2 separate regions of the Homo sapiens genome follow, and region 2 is linked to region 1. The links are chromatin loops, found by intact Hi-C in ENCODE. Cell type or tissue: gastrocnemius medialis. All regions are shown on one strand. Links, peaks and the distances in the headings refer to the core of each region. The heading gives the core; the rest is flanking DNA.

Region 1 (12,004 bases), core at 2,227-10,226:
TCGAGTGGACTCCTAGCCTCCCCTGAGCCTCAAGATCAGGATTACAACACACTATGGCCCCGTTTTGTGCTTTCCATGCACTGAAAAATTTGACAGGGAAAACAGAACTAAATATGTTCAGGCAAGAGACTGAGTTCTCGGCAACAGGCTTTTTAACTCCTCTTCCTTTGGGTCTATGAACACGGTTTGCCAAAAATTCCGTGGGCCAATGATCCTAAACAGCAAAATGTTTCTCATTAATTTAGAAAATTAAGAAACCAAACACAGAAAACCAAAGGTGTATCTTTTGCTAGATACTGGAGATACAGAGGAAGAAGACTCTGTCTCTACTCTGAAAAGTATTACAGTACAATTGAAGACACAGCCGTACAACTTACCATGCATGGTGCAGAAAGTGCTCTGACAGAGGCAGCAAAGGATGCTAGCACCCAACCTTCAAAACTTAGGGGTGGGGATGTGAGGACAGACGTGGGGGAAGAGACATGGAAGAAAATGGCTGCTTAGAGAAGTTTAAGCCTAAACATCAAAAGTGAGTCATCAAAATAATAATAATAACAAAATGTGTCAAGGGATCTAAAATAGTTTGGTTTAGAGAGTGGAATGTAAATGTGCAGAAAGGAAAGAATGAAAGAGATGGCAGTAGGAGGATGAGGCAGAGGCCAGATCTTGAGGGGACTAGAAACAATTTCAAACGTTCATAGACAAAGAAATAAAGCCACATTTCTAAAAAACTAAAGGTAATCACTAATAGAAAGAATAGTATTTTCCAAATCTCCAAAGAAGAAGGAAAATAATGGAAGTGAAAAAAAGATAAGACAAAACAATAAAACAACCAAGGAAACCATAAAACAAACAGGAAAAGGGCTAAACGTAATTACTATAAAATCAAATAGTTAAATTCATCTACTGAAAGACAAACTTTCACGCTGGATTAAAAAACACAGTTATGGGCCGGGCGCGGTGGCTCACGCCTGTAATCCCAGCACTTTGGGAGGCCAAGGCGTGCGGATCACGAGGTCAGGAGATCGAGACCATCCCGGCTAAAACGGTGAAACCCCGTCTCTACTAAAAATACAAAAAATTAGCCGGGCGTAGTGGCGGGCGCCTGTAGTCCCAGCTACTTGGGAGGCTGAGGCAGGAGAATGGCGTGAACCCGGGAGGCGGAGCTTGCAGTGAGCCGAGATCCCGCCACTGCACTCCAGCCTGGGCGACAGAGCGAGACTCCGTCTCAAAAAAAAAAAAAAAAAAACACACAGTTATGTGTCTTTAACAAGAGTTACACGTAACACAAAATGACATAAAAAGTAAAGGTGTGTGGTAGCAGGTGCCTATAATCTCAGCTACTTGGAAGGATCATCATATCCCAAGACTTCAACGCTGCAGTGCACTGTGATTGCCTCCTGTGAACAGCCACTGCACTTCAGCCTGGGCAACATAGTGGAATCCTGTCTCTTAAAAAAAAAAAAAATGCTAAGGATATAGGAAGGATCAGAAGAAACAGAAAAAAAAAAATCCACAACCATAGTTAGAGACTAAACAAATTAGGGGATAAAAAGGACAGAAAAGAACGGAATATGTTTACAAAGTTGATTTATGTTATAATTATAGTACTTTATACCCTAGAAACACAAATTCTATTCAAATGTTCACGGAATATTTATAAAAACTACCCAAGTATAAGGCCACAAACAAAATCTCAAATTCAGAAATGTATTTTATAGCCTCTATTTTCTGTTAATGTAATAGGAAAATAAGACTTAATCACTTGGGAATAGAGAATAAAACTAAGCAATATTAAAAGGAGATTTTTTAACCTGAAATGTTTTTATTTTTAAATAAGAGAATTATTTTTTAAAGCATTAAGCGTTTAACTCACAAACTTGGAAAAAGGGCAACAGAATAAACAAAAAAGTAGAAAAAAAGAATTAAAGGCGGGGGAAAGGTATACAAATATACAAAATGCTACAAGCATTGTAGACCATATATATACAAATACACATATGCATATTTATATCACACATATATGCATATATATATATATGTACACACATACATATGCATATTTATATCAAAACCAAGAGTTGGTTCTCTAAAAAAAGATGCCCTCCAAAAAAAACAAATCCAATTGGTGCCAGCTCAGTCGCAATAGAGTAAAGCATCAGGTAGATTTCTAAGGTTCCCAAGTCCAGGCTCTGGCTCTCAGATGGCATCTGTAGAGCTGCCTGGGGCTGGGGGGAACTTGCTGTCCTGAAGGGAAGGACACAAGCCTGGCTGGACTTGCCACCTGTTGACTGTAGAGCCTTTGGGCCATGAATGAACACAGGCAGCAGCCAGGCAGTGGTCAATGTGAGCCTTGGGTGAAACCAAGTGCTGTGCTGGCTTCAGGAATGACCCAGCACAGTCCCAGTGGTGGCCACAGTGGTGCTTGCTTGTCTCACCCCTCCCCCAGCACCAGGCAGCTCAGCACAGAGAGAGAGAGAGACTCCACGTGTTTGGGGAAAAGTCAGGGAAGAGAACAAGAGTTTCTGCCTAGTAATCCAGGGAATTCTCTTCGATTTTACCCAACACCACCAAGGTGGTACCTCTACAAGTCTACAAGAGCCAGAGTGTTACTGAGCTTGGGATGCCCCCTAATGCAGACACAGCTGCTGTGACCAAAGACTTAAATCACAACACCCAAGACTCTCTAAATACCTGGAAAGCCTTCCCAAGAAGGATGAATACAAACAAGCCCAGACTGCAAAGACTACAATAAATACCTAACTCTTCAATGCCCAGACACCGACAAAGATCCATAAGCATCAAGACCGTCCAAGAAAACATGACCTCAACAAATGAACTAAGTAAGAGACCAGTGACAATGCCAGCAAGACAGAGATATGTGAGCTTTCAGATAAAAAATTCAAAATAGCGTTTTGAGGAAGCTTTATGAAATTTGAGATAACACAGAAGGAACGCAAAATCCTATTACATTTTACGGATATTGAAATAGTTAAAATGAATCAAGCAGAAAAATGCAACATACTGAAGAATGCATCAGAGTCTCTTAACAGCAGAACTGATAAAGGAGAAGAAAGAATTAGTAAGCTTGAAGACAGGCTATTTGAAAATACAGTCAAAGACAAAAGAAAAAAAGAATAAGAAAGAACGAAGCACACCTACAAGATCTAGACAATAGCCTCAAAAGGGCAAATCAAATAGTTACTGGCCTTAAAGAGGAGATAGAGATATTGGGGTAGAAAGTCTTTTCCAAGGGATAATCAGAGAGAACTTCCCAAACTTAGAGAAAGATATCAATATGCAAGAACAAAAGGTTACAAAACCCCATCAAGCAGATTTAACCCAAAGAAGACTACCTCAAGGCATTTAATAACCAAACTCCCAAATGTCAAGGATAAACAAAGGATCCTAAAAGCAGCAAGAGAAAAGAAATAATATATACAATGGAGTTCCAATATGTCTGGCAGCAGACTTCTCAGTGGAAACCTTACAGGCCAGGGAAGAGTGGCATGACATATTTAAAGGGGAAGAGTGGCATGACATATTTAAAGTGCTGAAGGAACTATATTTTACCCTAGAATAGTATATCTAGTGAAAATATCCTCCAAACATGAGGGAGAAATAAAGACTTTCCCAGACAAACAAAAGCTGAGGGATTTCATCAACACCAGACCCATCCTACAAGAAATGCTAAAGGTAGTTCTTCAATCTGAAAGAAAAGGATGCCAATGAGCAATAAGAAATCACCTGAAGGTACAAAACCCACTGGTAACCATAAGTACACAGAAAAACACAGAATATTATAACACTGTAATTGTGGCGTATAAACTACACATACCTTGAGCAGAAAGACTAAAAGATGAACCTATTAAAATAATTACAACAACTTTTCAAGACATAGACCGTATAATAAGATATAAACAGAAACAACAAAAAGTTAAAAAGTGGAAGGGTGAAGTTAAAGTGTAGAGTTTTTATTAGTTTTCTCTTTGCTTGTCAGTTTGTTTCTGCAATCAGTGTTAAGCCTGTCATCAGTTTAAAATAATGGGTTATTAAATAGTATTTGCAAGCCTCATGGTAATGTCAAGAGACATGCAACAGATACACAAACAATAAAATGCAAGAAACTAAAACATACCATATGAGAAAATCACCTTCACAAAGAGAAGGAAACACCACAAAACAACCAGAAAACAAATAACAAAATGGCAGGATTAAGTCCTTACTTATCAATAATAATATGGAATATAAATGGACGAAACTCTCCAGTCACAAGATATAGAGTGGCTGAATGGATTAAAAAAATGGGACTCAACAATCCATTGCCTACAAGAAACACACTTCACCTATGAAGACACATATAGGCTGAAAATAAAAGGATGGAAAAAGATATTCTATGCAAATGAAAACCAAAAGAGAGCAAGAGGAACTGGACTTAAATCAGACAAAATAGATAGCAAGACAAAAATTAGACCAAGAGACAAAGAAGGTCATTACATAACGGTAAAGGGACCCATTCAGCAAAAGAATATAACAATTATAAATATATATGCACCCAACACTGGAGCACCCAGATAGATAAAGCAAATATTATTAGAGCTAAAGGGAGAGACAGATCCCAATAAAAGCTGGAGACTTCAACACCCCACTTTCAGCACTGGATCAAACATCCAGACAGAAAATCAACAAACATCAAACTTCATCTGCAGTATAGACTAAATGGACTTAATAGATAGTGACAAACCATATCATCCAAAAGCTGCAGAATACACATTCTTCTCCTTAGCACATGGGTCATTCTCAAGAATAGTTCATGTGTTAGGCCACAAAACAATTCTTTAAAAATACAAGAAAACTGAAATTCTGTCAAGTATCTTCTCTGATCACAATGGAAAAAAACTAGAAATCAATAACAAGAGGAATTCCAGAAACTATTCAAACAGAAATTAAACAATATGCTCTTGAATAACCAGTGGGCCAATGAAGAAATTAAGAAAGAAATTAAAACAGTCTGAAGCAAATGAAAATGGAAACACAACATACCAAAATTTATGGGATACAACAAAAGCAGTATTAAGAGGAAAGTTCATAGCAATAAGCACCTACAACAAAAAAGTAGAAAAACTTCAAATACACAACCTAACAATACATCTTAAAGAATTAGAAAAGTAAGAGCCAACCAAACCCATAATTAGTAGACGAAGAGAAATAATAAAGATCAGAGCAGAAATAAATGAAACAAACAAAAAAAGATAAAAAAGATCAACAAAATTAAAAGTTAGGTTTCAAAAGATAAACAAAATCAATAAACCTTTAGCCAGATTAAGAAAAAAAGAGAGAGGATCAAATAAATAAAAACCGGAAATGAAAAAGGAGGCATTTGGCCAGGTGCAATGGCTCACACATGTAATTCCAGCACTTTGGGAGGCCAAGAAAGGTGGATAGCTTGAGCTCAGGAGTTCAAGATCAGCCTGGGCAACATGGTGAAATCCTGTCTCTGCCAAAAATATTTTTAAAAAATTAGCCAGGCCTGGCGGCATGCAAGGGAACCTTTGGGAGTGATAAAAAGAATCTGTATATACATCATCCTATATGGTAGACACTGTGTAGCTACTGAGCATCTGAAATGTGGCTATTGTAACTGAGAAACTAAATTTTAAATATAATTTAAATAAATTTAAGTTTAAAATTTAAAAATTGATACTGGACTTATTGGAAAACATTTAAGTATCTTTGGACAAACTTAAGTATGAGAATCTATGTTTTCAACTCTAAATTTTATGAAATCTAAATACAAATCAAGCATTCTGATGAAAATTTAGCATCTGAATTGGGATGTAAATGTAAAATGTTCACTGGATTTTGAAAACTTAGTCTCAAAAAATGAATGTGAAATGGCTTACTAATAATTTTGTCATATTGATTACATGTTGAAATAATTTTTGACTTACTATGTTAAATAAAATACATTATTAAAATTATTTTTGTTTCTTTTAACCCTTTAAATGTGGTAGCTACTACAAAATGTAAAATTACCTATCTCACATTACATTTCGACTGGATAGTGCTGTTCTACATCTTCACTGTGGTGGTGGAAACATCTGTCAAAACTGTACACTTAAAATGCGTACATTTTACTGTATAAAAATTATGCCTCAATAAAGTAGACAAAAATATTAAATTGGTAGTGAATATATGCTTGTGTGTGTGTGCACATATGTGTGGGAAGGAGGGAGTATGTATCAATGAGTATCTTGTTTGTGATCTTTCTTCATCAATAATCAGAAAGGAAAAAAATTCACTGAGTATATATACATGCAAAAGTAACTGTTCTCCTGAAGCGTCATCATATTAAATTATATTATAGTTATTTAATGTGTGCATCCCTCACTAGCCTTTGAGCTTCTTGGAGGCAGGAACCCTGTTTTGTTCATCTCTGTATAAACCTAGCACTTAACGTAGAAAGTTAACATAGTACCTTAGCAGTGTTTTGCAACTGTAGAATTCTCCTAGATACTTTATATAGTTTAATTCTGCCAAAATACCTGTAAATTTGGTATTATTAGTGCCGGTTTTCAGATGAAAAACTGAGGGTGAGAAGGTCACAAAGGTTAAAGTAACTCACCAAATATCCAGAGCTAGTAAGTAAAAGAGCATGTTCCAAACCCACACTTACAAGTCCCAGGCCCATTCTTCCACCCTGCTCCATACTGCCACCTCTCCATGTGGGCATTTCACAACTGTCTGATGAATGACTGAGTCAAAGTAAAGATCTATATTTAGGGGCAATGGAACCACAGAAACTTTCCTGAACTTCTAGTGTTACAGCTTCATAGTCTTGAATAGGCTCTCTCTAGACAAAGAGCCACCTGGCAGCTCTTACTAGAAGATCAGAAAGGGTGACTATAGTATGGAAAAAAAATTCCATCCCAATTAAACTTTCCATTTGGGAGTCTGAAGAAAAATAACACAGAACAAAGAGTATGGGAATGAGAAAAAAGGAAATGCTGAATCTGCTAATATAGCTAATTAATGCCAAAGAATGAATGTAACAGCAACTTCAGCATTCAAAAATGAAGTTAGGAGATCTAGAGAGGTACAGTTTCTAAGTTTTTTGGAGCTCTCCTTTAATTAGCCTCCCTGAATCTCAGCATTCCTGTTTGAATAATCCATATTTCTGGTTATTTATTCAGCTCCCCTCTGCTATGCAATACCTAGCCATATGCTGCAGAAATATATCACTTCATATTTGCACTCAACCAACCAAAGACACTGGCAATTCAGACCTTTAAGAAGCTTAAGGAAAAGTCCCTTCAGAACATTGTGTTAAGGTTAGAAGATCCAAGAAGCCAAATGTATCTTCTATTTATGCTATTTACTTGAGAGAAGGTGGGTCATTTCAACAAAAGGACAAGCAATTAGAAGGGTAAGGGAGATAAACAAAAGACTCAAGAGAGTAAAGCTAGCAAAAATCAGCTAAACACAAAAGGCCTCTGAGTAATTTCTCATGCTCCTCTCTGCATTTTTTTAAAAATTGTTTTTAAAAGCAATTCCTCAAAGGAAGACTTTTGGTCAATGCAAGGTCTGGTACACACTGGACAAATGAAGAGGTCTACTGTGCCTCCAGCCCCCCAGAAGCCTTTTAAAGATAATATATTTTAGAAATATACACAGTAAGTCATCACTTAACATCATAGATAGACTTGGAAATGGCAACTTTAAGTAAAACGGGATATAGGAGGTCAGATCCTCAAATAACACCGTTATAACAATGATCAGAAAAACTGGTTTCATTATACATCATTTCGCTTAAAGTTATGGTTTCCAAGAATGTTACTGATGATGTTAAGTGAGGACTTACTGTACCTGGATAATCCTAACATCATTTTAAACACAAAAATGGTCACTGTAGAATTTGTTATAACGGCAAAACATTGGAAATATCCTCAATGCCAACAACAGAAGAATACTAAGTAAGCTACAGTCCCTTAGAGGCCATGATGCAGTTACTGAAAACTCTCATGAAGATTATTCACAGCATGGGAAACAGCATCTTATGTCTGAAATGTAGCAATACAGAAAATCCTATGTGTGGCAGGCTTAAAAAGTTGTTAAAAATTATAGAAAAAAAGACTAGAAGAAAATATACACCCAAAGACAGGCTGTGTTTAGCTCACAGAACTGTTTTCCTAACTTTGTGGAGACAGAAATTCTGTCTTAGGTATTTCTGTGTATGCCCAGTACTTAACATAGTACCTTGTCAATGTTTTAATAGCAGTTTTATATGTTAGTATTCTAAATTCTATTTAACAAATATATATCACATTTATGAAAAACCTTTCCAAAGAAATATCTTAGTTCAACAGAACTTTCAGTATACTTGAAGTTTTAAGACAGCAGACTCTGGCTCCATTTCTTTTTTTCTTGTTTTTTTTTTTTTTAAATCTCAACTTGCTCCTCTGTAGGGCACAATTCATAATGACTAGAATCTTCCAACCACATAAACATGCTCGATTTTTTTTTTTAAGTCCCTTGACCCTATACCACAGTCTGGTTATCCCCTCAGCCTTCCCCCACACACTTCTCTACTCCCCTTCCTAGACAGGGTCTCAAGAGTTATCAACATAAGCTTCCTCTCCCCTTTTTGCTTCTAACTTTAGGATTCTATAAAATAACTGTGAAACTAATATAAGATCCACTTTCAGGAATTAGCGTATAAATAATAAGACACACAAGGAAAGTACTATAAATAAAAGTTTCTAGAACTGTCTTGCACGTTTTCATATTTCCTAAGCTAGGCATACAGCACATGTACAACTCATTACTGAATGAGGAGTGAAAAATATGAATGATACGCTGCTTTCAATAAAAATACAAACATATGGCATAGATAGGTCTATGTGATATATACAGAAAATTAGTCCAAGTTTAGAAGTAATGGCTAGATTTCCCCAAAACTAACACACTATGGGAAGGAGAGGAAAAACACCAATGTCCTTCAATGGAGTGGACGTATTAGCAACCACCACAGTAGGGCACAAACAGAACACAATATACTTTTTATTCATCTACTCTAACTTTAGGAAAGACCACATACCTATACAAACACATCCCCCCATGCCTGAAGACTTTACTCTTCAGGGTAAAGTCTAGGAAACCCAACAGAATAAATGATCATAGCTACATGCTCTTGAATTCAGGCTAACAGTGAAAAGTCAGGCAAAAAAGGTGGGAGAACTAGGGCATTCGAAACATACCTGAGCATGAGATTCATCAGCTGAAGACCCTCGCCCTTCAGGAAGCGCTCACGATTGGAACTAAGCATTAGACAGGAGCAGAGGGAATCAAACAGATTCTCCATCATCTCCTGCTCCTCAGCCGTGCTGGGATTGTGTCTTTTAAACACCTGTCAAGCAAAAACAGCACAAAGCACAGAGCTATAAGAGAATGTCTTTTCATGAGCCTCCATCCAACAATTCCTAAAACCTGTGGGTCATAACTCTACGACTGAGGAAACAGAAGCTCACCAAACAAAATTCTCATCAGTTTCCATTTTAGAGAAACTAAATGATTCACATATATTAAATACATGCAAAAAAAAAAGCCAAAACACTCTACTGACCACTGGGTCCATCAGTAATTGACAGTTCCAGGCAAGCAGATTTTTTTAAAAACCAAAACCCAATAAAAAACAAAATCTTTTTATCGTGAAATATAACACAGATACAGAAAAACTCCATAAAGGACATATAAAACTAAATGAAGTGAACACCCCTGAAATCATTATCCAGGATGAGAAACAACTTTGCCAACTCCCCTCAAAGCCCTCCACTTGCCCAACCCAACCATATCTCATTTCTTTCCCTTCTAAAAGCAACCACAATCCAGAGGGCTGAATCGTGGCTCAATATAAGGAAGCATTTCCTGACAACCAAGGCTACTGAATTCCCTCACAGGGGAGCTGGGGCTTTAATTCATGGGAAGGGCTTACAGCATTAGTTTTCTTTTTGCCAGAGATGTAAGGCATGTTAAGAGAAGCCTTTAAACTGTATATGCATACCCATACAGTCTACTACAAGAAGATCAATAATCTCACAGGAAAAGGACTAAGCACCTTCCCAGAACTGGAAACAGATTCACATTTCAAAGCTCTATTTTTGGGGTGGAGGCCAAGACACTCAGGCTGCTGGCACCAAGATGGAAGCTGTATGCAAACTGACATCTCAGACTCTCCCAACACTCTTAAGATTTTATCCAAATGATCTATTTTCAGTCCTGTTTTTAGAATAACACAGCTAAAACTTGTAAGAGGAAATCTTAACAGTATTTTCAGAATGCCAGCAGAATAACATTTCAACTGGATTTACATTTCTTACAGTGAGAAAATGGCAGTTTCCAAGTTCTCACTCCAGCCTTCAGCACCACATCCTCCCCTATCCTCCCCTTGACCCCCACCCCACTGCAGTGGAACTTGTACTCCTTGAGCTTATTCAGATCCTAAATGAACATACTCCATTTTCACAGCAGATTGAAAGGAAGGTTGGTGAATAATCTTGGCAGTGGGTCAAATGAAAATAATTTGGTATGCTTGGCCCAGAACATACACACTTAAGCATGAGGCACATCTTTTTTGAGTTGACAATATCATATCAGAAGATGAAGAAAGTTCAGAACTGATACACAGTGATGTCTGGTCATAAAGAGCAAATGACTAAGAAAAGGAGGCAAACCATGTCCCTCCGTATAACCCTCAAACCTGCCAACATGCTCCATATGGCTTGCAGCACATGGCTTATTCCTTCCCACAGTTTCCAGCTCCACCTCCCATTCAAAGCAGACCATGTATCTTACAGCAGACAGGAAGCATAAGAATTACTCACGGATAACTGCTGAAGAAGCACATCGATTCCATCCAGCTCCCCAAGCAATTCCCTGTTTTCTAAAGGGGAAAAAAATAGAGGAAGAAAAAAAATGAACCTAACTGTCAGATTTTACAGCCGTCTAACACTGATACATCAGCAAACAAAATCAATACAGCTTGACAGAGTACAAAAGCAGCACAGGGAGTGAGAGGGAGAGCAAGGGGATGCCAAAGGCAAGAGAGCTTGCTGTCATGATCTGAAACAAGCCTGGCTCCTATCCTAACAGAATATCAATACTGAGAGGGCGCCTCACCATCATTGTCCTGGAGCAATATGGCCAGCACTTCACTGCAATACAGTTTGTTGGCATCAAAAGGCATCTTTGCCTATGGGGAAATAGGAGAAATGAGAAAAATGTTAAGGGGTCTTGCTTCCTTCCCCAGGACAAATTTTTCACGAGTACTATGATCTGAGTTAGAGAGAAGCAGAAGTTAGAAAAGGAAAAGGCAGTTAAGGGTAAAAACGTCTGCCTCTGCTCTCAAGAGACCAGAACCAAGTAAAGTGACAGATTGAAACAATGGCTCTCACACTCTTAATGCCCAGGTATTAAGGTTACCTCCTCGGTGAAGACTTCCAAGATTTCCCATTTTGAGTCCAGAGATTATATATGTCTAGCCCATAGTACCCAAATGTGAACTAGATGAATGAGAGTTTTGAACTTTTAAGATTAAAACTCACCATGAAGCTTAATTCACAAGTTACAATCATGAAATTAGGCTATAAATTAGTTAATATATGAGCAGAGAAGAAAGCAATTCTTGATTAACTGAATGTATTTATCACAAAGTAGTTCCTTCTGGATTTTTTTAATGCTTAAAATTTAATTTGAAATCATAAACTTATCTGCTTGCATGCCATAATCTGCCTACTACTTAAAACAGAAACCACATTAAATATGCAAAAATGTGTTAATATTTTAACACCCAAATTACTACCCACAATTCTTTCCCCGCTGCATGCTCTGCTATTTGGGAGTTTCAGAGGGGACACATCTACTGCACAGACTATCTTTCATGGCTGTCCTCAGTGTTGCTTCGGTAGTGAGACTTAAATATCTCACCATTATCACTGCCCCCTGGATA
Region 2 (12,004 bases), core at 1,448-9,447, 55 kb after region 1:
TACGGAAATAGCAACAAAGCTATCTTAAGATGGGGACACTGGGTTAGGCTCACATACTAGTCAAGATATAACTCCCAATGCCAGCGTCTTAGCACCTGGTTTTAATTCACATCTACGTAAGATTACAAAGCCTTTTTTACAGTTACTCACAAATAGTACAAACATAAAATATTACATATGTAACTTCTGAATGTCTACTGTACTCCCAATTCTATTTTACAGAAGAGTTGAGTAAGGCCCAGAGCCTGGGCAAAGGACCTAAATAGACACTTCTCAAAAGAAGATGTACAAATGGCCAGAAGATATATGAAAAAAATGCTTACCATCACTAATCATCAGGGAAATGCAAAGAAAAATCACAATGAGTTATCATGTCACACCTATCAGAATGGCTATCATGAAAAAGACAGAAGATAAAGTGTTGTTGAGGGTGTAGAGAAAAGAGAACCCTGTGCACTGTTGATGGAAACACAAATTAATACAGCCATGATGGAAAACAGATGGAGGTTCCTCAAAAAATTAAAAATAGAATTATCATATGATCCAGCAATCCCACTTTTGGGTATGTAACCAACAGAATTGAATTCAGTATGCTGAGAAGATATCTGCCCTGTTCATTGTAGCATTATTCACAATAGCTAAGATATGGAAGCAACCTATGTGTCCGTCACTAGATGAATGGATAAAAAAAATGTATACATACACAATAGAATTCTACTCAGCCCTAAAAAGTGGGGAAATTCTGTCATTTGAGACAACCTGGATAAACCTGGAAGACATTAAGCAAAGTGAAATAAGCCAGGCACAGAAAGACAAATACCTCGTAATCTCACTTGTATGTGGAATCTAAAAAAGCTGAACTCATAGAAGTAGAGAGTAGAATGATCGTCACCAGAGGCTGGGGAGGAAGGGAGACGGAGGGAAATGTTGACTAAAGAGTATAAGTTTCAGTAAGGCCGGGTGCGGTGGCTCACACCTGTAATCCCAGCACTTTGGGAGGCTGAGGCGGGCAGATCACCTGAGGTCAGGAGTTCAAGACCAGCCTGATCAACATGGAGAAACCCCATCTCTGCTAAAAATACAAAATTAGCCAGGCGTGGTGGTGCATGCCTGTAATCCCAGCTACTTGGGAGGCTGAGGCAGGAGAATCGCTTGAACCCGGGAGGCAGAGGTTGCGGTGAGCCGAGATCGTGCCATTGCACTCCAGCCTGGGCAACAAGAGTGAAACTCCGTCTCAAAAAAAAAAAAAAGTTTCAGTTAAACAGGAAGATAAGCTTTAGTGATCTATTGCACTGAATGCTGAATATAATAAATAATAATGAACTGTACATTTAAAAATTGATAAAACGATTTTAAATATTTTCACTACAGAAAAAGTATTAAAGGTGATAGATTTGTTAATTAGCCTGATGTAATCATTCCAGACTGTAAACATATATCAAAATATCACCTTGTACCCTATAAATATATACAATTATTTGCTAATTAAAAATAAAAGTTTTTTAAATCAAATATAATAATAATAATAAAGGCCCAGAAGCCAAGTATTACATAAGATCACAAAACCACTCGTGCACCACTGAAAATAGAACTGGCACTTCCAGACTCCTAGTCCAAGGACCTTTCTACCATACTCTGTTAGGACCTCATGTTGCCTTTTGTTGTTGTTTACTTTTTAGAGATGAGGTTTCACTATGTTGCCTAGGCTGGACCTGAACTTCTGGGCTCCAGCAATCCTCCTGCCTCAGCCCTCTGAATAGCTGAGACTACAGGTGTGTGCCACTGCAGCCAGCTCATTTTGCCTTTTACAATGCAATCCATGAAGAAGGTCTTACTGTTGTTTTCCATTAAATTAGAATAAAACAGAGCAGTAGTGAAAGGGGCTTCAGAGCTGAAGAGACACAGCACTGCCCAGACACCAAACAGCCCAGTGTCTCCATTCAGCTCAACTTACTCCTGGTTCAACTTTGGGCCCATCACCTACCTCTCTAAACCTTAGTTTCCTCATCTGTAAATGGACATTATAATTCTTTTCTCTGTGAACTTCAAGTGAAAGAACTCTAAACCATAATGGTACTAAACAAATACATAAAATCATCACTGTGAGGTAATCCACATGATTCTGTCTTCTCCAACAAAACATTTGTGTTAGATTCTTCAATGAGATTTCTTTATCTGATATAGTAATCACACCCACCAGCGATATGCTTGGTGCAATGTGGTATGTTACTACCAAACAAAAGAAAATGCCACTTTCACTGCCAGCCTGCTAAGTTGTTTGGTAATAAGAGAAAATTTTCTATTATACATGTTACACATCTCCCCTTTTGACTTGTATTGAACAGTACTCTGCCAGTGGTAGAAAGTCATTCCCCTCTTTATTCATGTTTCCTGCTTGCTCCACATACCAGGTGCTTTAGTAAGTCTGAGCATATGACATTGTTTAGAAAACTCACACTCGACAATTTAGTTTGTAGGGTACCACCTGCTATTTTTCACTCTCTTCCTAGTCTCCCTGAGCTAGATGATAATTTCGTATGAACACACTTTATTTTCCATAAGGACAAAAATTACAAAAATGTACTATCATCATTACTGCTCTACCCTAAAAAAGAAAAATAAAAAGGAAAGCAACATGCCAGTAACCACAGACAGGCTACAATAAAAAAGGAGGTGGTGGTTTTCATGTAAGAAGAGGAAGGGAAGGTAGATTCATCCTAAAGGAGGGCAGGCTTCCAACTGGAAATCTGTAGCTCCTCAGCAGGTAAGGAACTTCAGCCCTCTGGGAACACTAATTCTTTCAAGCTCATAAAATAAGCCCTGCTGCGATTCTGATTAGCGTGAGCCTGCTGCAGCAGCCAAGTTAAGGCATGAGCTCCATAGTTCTCCACGGAAAGGAGATTTCTAGATTGTTTATCTCCGAGGGGAGAAAGAAAAGGCAGTGGGCCACAATTAAAAGGAGAAAGCTAAATATTGCCACAGTTAAGAAATGCAAAATAGAAAAAAAAAAACACTAGCTATGTCTCTTTTGAACACATCTTCCAATCCTCTTCTTTAAAACAAACATTTCAGAAGTCAGGGGAGGAGTTTCATTTATTAAATTCCCATTAAAATAGCACTTTCCTTCTGCAGAACTTCAATCTTCACCACATCTCTGGCAATGAGAAGTAGTCAACAGCTCTATTTCATAAACAGGGAGACAGGATACCTAAGATCTTTTAATAAACTCATGCAAAGACAACCTGGTCCCTTCTCAAAGTTGAATCTGATCTCTGGAAAACTGCTAATCTACCAAGATTCCAGGACCCTAACTGAGACAGGGCATCTGAGGAAATTTCAGGCAAAAACATCCACCTATAAATATGTCATATAAGACCCTGGTTAAGTTAAAACAATACTTTTTAAATCATTAATTCAACAAATAACTTACTAAAGAGTTATAAGGTTTGAAGGGTCTTCAAGTAATCAGCTGCCAGTCCCAGGCTTCCAACAGGGTCGTGTATAAATAGGGACACAGGGATAAATAGGGCCAGTGTGGATTGAGACAAGAATAACTCTGTTAACTTTTATCAATAGTGTAAGTATACCATCCCTAAGAGGGTTACCTTTAAGTTCACCAACTGTTTCTCCAACCTCCTCCCTCACACACAGTATTCAGCTTTATCTTTAGCTCCTCATGATGACTCTATGGCAGAGCCGAACCCATTACAATGCTCTGCTACAGCTCCTTCAGCAACACAGCAGCTCCCACCTCCCTCTCCAACAGAGAGTAAGCCATGCAAAAGCCCTGATATGTTTTATTTCCACATTCTCTTCTAAAGGCAAAAATCGTAAGAACTTCTCTTCATTTCTCTTCTTAACCCTCAAACATCTCTTTTTCAAACACTAACACTGCAAATAGGGAAGTTTTGAATCATTCCTGAGATTTGACCACTCTGAATAATAAGAGTTGGGATTCATTTCTTCAACAAAGTGCCAACCATATGAGGTACTGTGATGAGTACTGGGCACATAAGTGTGAACAAGACAAACACTGCCTTGTTATCAGAGCTTAACAATCTAGAACAGTGTTCAATTGAAATATAGTACAGGCCACAGATGTAATTTAAATTTTTTAGTAGCCACATTTAAAAAGAAACAGGTAATAATATGTTTATTTAATCTAACATACCCAAAATAGTATCATTTCAACATGTAATCTATATTAAAAAATTATTCATTTGTTATTTTACATTCTTTTTTTCACACTAGGTCCTTGGAATCTGGTATGTATTTTACACTTATGGTGTTTCTCAATACAGACTGGCCCAATTTCATGTGCTCAACAGCCATATGAGGCCAGTGGCTATAGTACTGAACAGCACAGGCCTAGGGGATTTCCATCTGAAGGGTTCCAGCTCCCTGATACAAGCTAAAATGGATTTGCCTTTCCAGCAACATTGAGTGAAATATGGACGCAAAAAGTTGAAGTCCTGTCTGTTCGTGAAAGAGTCACACTAAAAATTATGAAGCTAACTCAACACCCTGACCAAGAAATAAACTTCCTAATTTATATTTACCCAATAGTCACCACTGAGAGAGTGACTGCTTATACAAAACAAAACAAGAATTGTAAGCAGGGAAGAAGCTCAGAGCTGTCAAACTGATTTCACCAAAGGGAAGCCAAAGGGCTCTTGATCCACAAAAAGAATGTAACACTCACAGCCTGTCACAGAGGTCAACAGCTCAGGCTGAGCTCTCCCTGTGTCTTACACAACCAATCCCCAGAGGCTTAAGCCATTCTTACCAGTCACCTTTGGAGATTAATTTGTTTTGGTATCCGAAAGGTATTTGGAATCCCTCAAGATGAAGGAATGACAAAAGCAACTGTTCTTAATAAAGTCATTTCTCTGCCTCTGCTGCCCACAGGACTAGAGAAAAAATGATTAACTCTTAACTTCTGAACATCAGCCTTTAAGGGTTTTTACAATCTTCTACAATTCCCTGCCTTACTCCCAATAGGTGGTGAGTGGTATAAAAGCTAAGCATTTCCCACCATCCAACCACACAGCTGGTAGCCTTTCTAGGATAAAGGATTCCCACTCACTCAAAGCTCAGAGTAGGCTTCACGATAATAGATAGATGCCTTTACTCGCCAATAATCTTGAGGCCTATTGCCTGTGTGTGTGCGTGTCTCCATCCATGCCCCTGAAAACAGAAATCAAGACATCTTCATGAAAGCTTTGAAGGAGTTAAAAAAATTAAATAAGCAATCTGCCTAGGATACTCCCTGCGTACCCAGACAATATCCAACCTAAGCTTTGGGTTTCATTTTTCCCTCTTTTTTTTTAATTAAAAAGCAGTGAGAAGCTGTAGCTATAATGAGGGGCTGTGGGAACATGCAGTTATATTGAGCTCAAAGTAATGTACCATAGGAAGAGGCTACATCACCAGAACGAATCCTAAATTAAAACTCCACTATGAAAGCAACCCCATTTCCTCTGAGCACGCAATCTATATTATCACATTTATGGGCTATCTCGACCTCAATTAGGCTTGGGGGCAGTGGGGAAAAAAGAGAACTTCTATAATGAGCAATAATGGTATCATTATGATAAATTATGAAAACACATAATGCAAGTATTAATGTGAAGAGCGCATTTGTATCAGAATATAAAAGTGTAAATGTGTGCATGTGTGTGTGTCTAAATATAGCTCAACATTCCAAGTTCCCTGGCTAAGAAAGGGGATAATTCGTAAAAGGTACTTTTATGAAAAAAGATGTCCAATTCTAATGAGAAAATGGAAAAAGTCAAAGGAAACCTTCTAAACATTGTAATAAACCAAGAATTCTTCATCTAGAACTTAGGAGCTTGGCTAACTTCAGAAAATGATCTTCCAAATGGGGCATGAAGTACTGTTTCCTAGATATCAAACAACAGGAAAGACTTAGTAATTTGAGCTAGGAGAAAGAGATAATCTAGTCTCTCTCTCTCTTTATATTAATAGAATAGGGAAATCTGAGGCCAGTGAGTTTAAGCAACTTGCCTATGGTGAGCAAGACCACAAGGCTTCTAAATCCCAATATAGTGCTTTTCCTTTTTCTCCATGTTAACTTAAAACTGGCTGGAAAGAAAATAAGAGGACCCTGAAGAAGTCACTAGTAAATAAGTAAACAAAGCTACTATTAAAATATAAGAACACAGACTAGTGGCTATTTTAGACAGGCTATAACTAGAAACGACCATCAACAGGAAAAGGCTTTCAATTCATTATTGCTAGAGTTAATGATTCCTAACCTGTTTGCAATGGTGATATCCTGTATGGAGAATGAGTTTTGAAGTCAATTTTTCCTAAATTCAAATCCTAGCACCTCTACTCAGCAGTCCTGGAAAGTAAGTTACTCCCTCTACGCTTCAGTTTTCTCAGTCTATAAGCTGGGAACAATAACCTCTTTCACACAGACATTTATGCATATATGTATGCATGTACATAAAGGCCTATGTTTCTTTTCTTTTCTTTTTTTGAGACGGAGCCTCACTCTGTCACCCAGGCTGGAATGCAGTGGTGCGATCTCGGCTCACTGCAATCTCCTCCTCCAGGGTTCAAGCGATTCTCCTGTCTCAACCTCCTAAGTAGCTGGGACTACAGGCACGTGCCAGCACACCCAGCTCATTTTTTTATTTCTGGTAGGGATGGGGTTACACCATGTTGACAAGGCTGGTCTCGAACATCTGACCTCAAATGATCAGCCTGCCTCGGTCTCCCAAAGTGCTGAAATTACAGGCATGAGCCACTGCGCCCAGCCTAAAGGCTTGTGTTCCTAAAGTACAGAGCAGTTTGGCCCATAGAAAACAACACACTGAGCTCCCTATTTCTCCTGACATACTTGATTAAGAAATCAAAGAGGCGGCTGGGCGCAGTGGCTCATGCCTGTAATGCCAGCACTTTGGGAGGCAAGGCAGGCAGGCAGATCACCTGAGTTTAGGAGTTCGAGACCATCTTGACTAACCCGATGAAACCCCATCTCTAGTAAAAATAAAAAATTAGCCAGGTGTGGTGGTGGGTGCCTGTAATCCCAGCTACTGGGGAGCCTGAGGCAGGAGAGTTGCTAGAACTGGGGAGGCAGAGGTTGCCGTGAGCTGAGATTGCGCCATTGCACTCCTGCCTGGGAAAACAAGAGTGAAACTCCGCCTCAAAAAAAAAAAATCAAAGAGGCTCAAGGTTGGAAAGAACTCTGACCATTAATAGTTAGGTTTTTAAATGTGGGTCCCTTTTTAATGTCAAAATATTTGACAAGACCAACCGGGTGCAGTGGCACACGCCTGTAATCTCAACAATTTGGGAGGCAGAGGCAGGAGGCTCACTTGAGCCCAGGAGTTCGAGACCAGCCTGAGCAACATAGTGAGGACCTGTCTCTATAAAAAATTTAAAAAATTAGCCGAGCATAATGGCACGCACCTGTAGTCCCAACTACTCAGGAGGCTGAGGTGAGAGGATCACTTGAGCCCAGGAGGCTGCAGTAAGCCAAGGTCATGCCACTGTATTCCAGTCTGGGTGACACAGAGAGACCCTGTCTCAAAAAAAAAAAAAAAAAAAAAGATTGACAGGACCACCCGCCCTCGGACTTCCATTTTTTGGTACCCAATGATTAAGACACAATGACAACAAACAAATAAATTACTATCTATTATTTGGTAATACTTTTCATTGAATTTGTGTTTTAATGTCCACATTGACAAATAAAGAGAGGGGAGACAGAGATTATGTACTCATTTCTCGGAAAATGCTTGTGTACATCTGGATCCACAACTTCTTGCAATAATTCTGAGGCTCTAGAGACAGTTCAGGCATCAGGCATCCTTGATCTCACCCAGTCATCTATCTTAAGTTTGAATCCTTTTTAACATATCTCTCCCCAGGCATATGCCAGGGCTTTCCTAACACCTCCAGTGACCAGACACTCACCTCCTCCCTAAACTGTGCCCCCTCCACCTTTGAATCACTCAGTTAGGAAGCTCATTCAATTGAGGAGAAACCTTTCCACTTACACTCTCCTTCCATGGTTCCTAATACTTCTAATACTTCCCCCCTTAAGGAAATGTAAAACATTTCTAGTCTCGCTCACATTTAAAAAAAAAATTACATTTTTCAAGACAGCAATCCTTCTTATTTCTTCCTTCCCAATGCCTTTTCGAGAATAAACACTTTCAATAAGAAGGTCAGACAGGGGGCAACAGAGGAGAAGAGGGGGGTATACACATAATTACATTCCTTCCTACCATTATTTTGGAATTTCATAATTTTAAAGCATTCTAATACCTCTTGGAATAATTAGACATGTGGAACGTCGCAAACCCGCTTGTGGATGCATTGGTCTAACCAAATTGAAATGCTCAGAAATCATCTGCTGTTAACCTCTTCTTATTACCTTTTGTCAGAATAAAAGGGAGTTTTCAACATTCATTTTTACCAGATGGTAGTGAGTGGCCTGACCCAGAAGTTACAGATGAGTTGCAGTAATGAGTTTTCCCTTGACTTTACTGGCTGCACATTCACTGGTGACATTTTACAACTAGGACTTCTGGCTCAATCAATATTTGCAGGCATGAAACCTGCCAAAGTTAACATCAGGGCTCCCTTGCAAATTTGCTTAAGGCACCACAAATGAAACAGCTCACACTCTAATGCTGCAACTATCATCAGCCAAAGTTCATAATTAGAGATCAAAGTAATCAGAGACAGAAAATTCCACCCACCTCAAAGGGTTGTTGTGATGATTAAACAATACACCTTACAAAGGTGCCCTAGGTAAACTATAAATTGCTATACCAATGAAAGGTGTTATCATCATCATATTTTTAGGAAATGTCTGAGTGAAAATGCCAGATATTCAAATATAAATACATATTACACCTCTGCAAATTTGCAAGACTGGCTTCAAAAAAAGATCAATTAATTATGTCAACCTACTACCTTTTTTTCTGGAGGAAAAAAAAGATATCAAGCGCTCCTCAAAATCCCAAAGCAGAGTCTTTGCAAAATGTAAAAGAGAAGCACCATTTATTCCCAATTAAAAACAAATTACAGGCAACAAGACCACAGTAATTACTGGAGAATATGGTCTTTATCAATGTTCACAATGAAGGGGAAAATATCAATGTATCAAAAATCAAAATTACAAACAGTCTCACTTATGATCTGTAATCTGATTGGCTGACAGCTAAGATGGATGTGATGTACGATTTAAATCACTAGTCATAAAGACTTAATCCATTTTTCCTACCAAAAAATTATTATTCCTTGTTAAAGCCTGAATATATATTCATCTCACCACCAAAGGGTGTATAGATTTCTTTTTTAGAAGTACAAACTATACTTTAATGTCCATGGTTTACTTTGACATCTGCTCTGATTGATTCTACAGCTACATCAGAAAGCTGAATGTTGATTCGGTTTCTTTATCAAAACTAACATAGGCAGATTACTTGTAAAGTCACTGGAAGGCAAACTATCTCCAATTTAGCACACTTATGAATCTGTTTTGTCAGCTACACCAGAACCATCCGCATCCATTCATTCATTAAGGAAGTATTTACTGAGCTAAAAGAACCTGAACATCACTCTATTAGGTGCTGGAGGGACAATTAGACATCAATTTAACAACAAAACAGCACTGATCTAAAAGAAGTTAAGGTGGTACAATGCAAACAGCAGCAAACCAAAAATCAGAAAAATCTGGGTTCTAGTGGTAAATCACTTAAGAGCCACATGACCTTGCATAAGTCATTAGACTTATCAATGCTGCATTTATTAAAAAAATGCTCAGCCCTTGCTTCGCTATCTCACAGGACTAACTTTACTTTAGTAAGCTAAGGGATAGGAAGATTAAAATGAGATAAAAATACAGGACTTTGAAAAGAAAGCACGGAATTCAATTTCTCTTAATGACTGCAAACTGCAAAGCCCTGTATATACAACAGACTTTATTTATTTATTTATTTATTTATTTATTTATTTATTTATTTATTTATTTTAGACGGAGCCTCACTCTGTCTTCCTGGATGGAGTGCAGTGGTGTGATCTTGGCTCACTGAAACCTCCACCTCCCAGGTTCAAGCAATTCCCCTGCCTCAGCCTCCCAAGTGGCTGGGACTACAGGCGTGCACTACCACACCTGGCTAATTTTTGTATTTTCAGTAGAGATGGGGTTTTGCCATGTTGGCCAGGCTGGTCTCAAACTCCTGACCTCAAATGATCCGCCTGCCTTGGCCTCCAAAAGTGCTGGGATTACAGGCATGAACAACCATGCCTGACCAGACTTTAAATAACTTAAAGCCAGCTTTTGACAAAGAACATAAGATGATTGTAGAAGAAAAAATAATGAGTAGCCCATAAGCATATAAAAAGTAGCCCAACCTCATTAGAAATCAGGGAAATGTACATAAAAACCATTAGTTATCATTGGATTGACAAAAATGAAAAAATAAAAAATCTGGTAATACCAAGTGTTGGTGAGGATATGGGGAAACAAGAACTGTTGATACTTGCTGACAGAGGAGAATAAATGAATACAGAGCAAACTGGTGAGGCCTGATACCACTGATGCATATATTCTACGACTATCCCAGTAGTTCTACTCCTAGGGACATAGACACTAGAGAAATGCTCACACATATACACAAGTAGTTATTTAAAGAATGATCACTGGACAATAAGAAACAAAGTTAAATGATCCATGGATGCATGCATAAATAGTAACAGTAAGAAAAAAGTACATGAGAATAATAATCACCAAATTCAGGATACTGATTGCTTCTAAAGGAGGTTAAGAGAGAAACTGGATTAGAGAGGAGTATGTGATGAAATGAGATTAGGGAAGAGTGCAAAGGAGACTTTATCTGTATTTACAATGTTTTATTTCTTAAAGTAAGATCTGAAGTAAATTTGGCAAAATGGTGTGATTATGCACACACTGAAGAGAAAAAAGGTAGGGGGGTACCACCAGAAGCTAGCAGGGATCAGGCAGACCAAGTCATGCCCAACTGGTTGTGCTGCTTTGATATTGTTACTGTTGATTAAGGGTTTATAACACTCACAGGGTACCTTAAAGTCAACAAGATCTCTCACAGAGTTATTCAATGAGTCAACAGGATAACCAGCTTTAATTATTTTTAAAGCTAATGCATATTAAGGGTGCACTTTTTAGAAGTATAAAACCCAATTCACCCTAGCTCCACAGTCGTGAGTTAGCTACTGTGCATTAAAAGAGACACTACCAACAGGGGAATATATGAGCGGGATAGCAGAGGGTCTGGAAGCCTTGCTATAGGAAAAATCAATAATGGAATCCAAGAAGATTCAGGCAGGGACCCAGGAGTGAATCACCATCAGTTATTAACGGATGCCTTAGAATAGAGTACGTGCAAACAGTGCTACAAAAAATGGCAGATCACCTTCCATCCCCCTTCACTGCAGCTAGAGAAGTGCTACTCAGTCTTAAGCCCCCACTCAAATGTCACCTCCCTTGAGAGTCCTCCACATACTCCAGTAAAACTTGTGAGCTTCCTCGGCACTGTATCAGATCTCTCCCAGCACACAATGTATGTGTGAATAAGTCTCTATTTCCTCTACTAAATCATGAGCTAGGTCTTCAAGAGTAGGGATCCTAGGATTTGACCCTTGCTTCTAACAAATATCTCAGCACCTAAGAGTGCCTTGTTCATAGCTGGCACTTAAATCAATGAAAGACAGATTTTTGGCTCTATATATATTAGCATATATATACTCACTAAAGTGAAAAAGAAAAAGACACATTCACTGAAAGTGTCCCAACAGAGTCCAAATTATATGTCATGCTGCTGTCAACAGACCCTCCTGGCTGGACTATTTAGACCTCTAAGATTCTCGTAGTCAATGTCTGGGCCTTAATCCAGCTTAAATGAAAACTATTTTTCTGTTTTTCAAAACAATAATTTACCACCACCTTTTTTTTAGTTTAAAAAATAATTTATTTAATTCATCC

The links. Peaks named below come from ENCODE experiments on the same cell type or tissue, not always from the same donor. Only the 100,000 strongest peaks of a DNase experiment are listed, where the experiment ranks them.
Region 2: it touches region 1 in a loop (2.1-fold over the local background); 2 of 110 quality-filtered maps call a loop at or near these places.

The regions. Positions count from the first base shown.
Region 1 is chr20:37,776,589-37,788,592 of GRCh38, reverse strand. CTNNBL1 (catenin beta like 1) reads right to left here. Exons shown (of 16, transcript NM_030877.5): 8 at 11,176-11,248; 9 at 10,881-10,939; 10 at 9,258-9,406. Among named protein-coding and RNA genes, the nearest start is that of CTNNBL1, 89 kb to the right of the region's middle. RefSeq lists enhancers at 1-133, 1,849-2,348, 2,349-2,850. In gastrocnemius medialis, for the core only: no CTCF peak of the experiment used is centred there; a DNase peak (open chromatin) is centred at 6,716; H3K27ac peaks cover 1,334 bases.
Region 2 is chr20:37,720,485-37,732,488 of GRCh38, reverse strand. The region is part of intron 1 of CTNNBL1 (catenin beta like 1); the gene reads right to left. Among named protein-coding and RNA genes, the nearest start is that of CTNNBL1, 32 kb to the right of the region's middle. In gastrocnemius medialis, for the core only: no CTCF peak of the experiment used is centred there; no DNase peak of the experiment used is centred there; H3K27ac peaks cover 4,192 bases.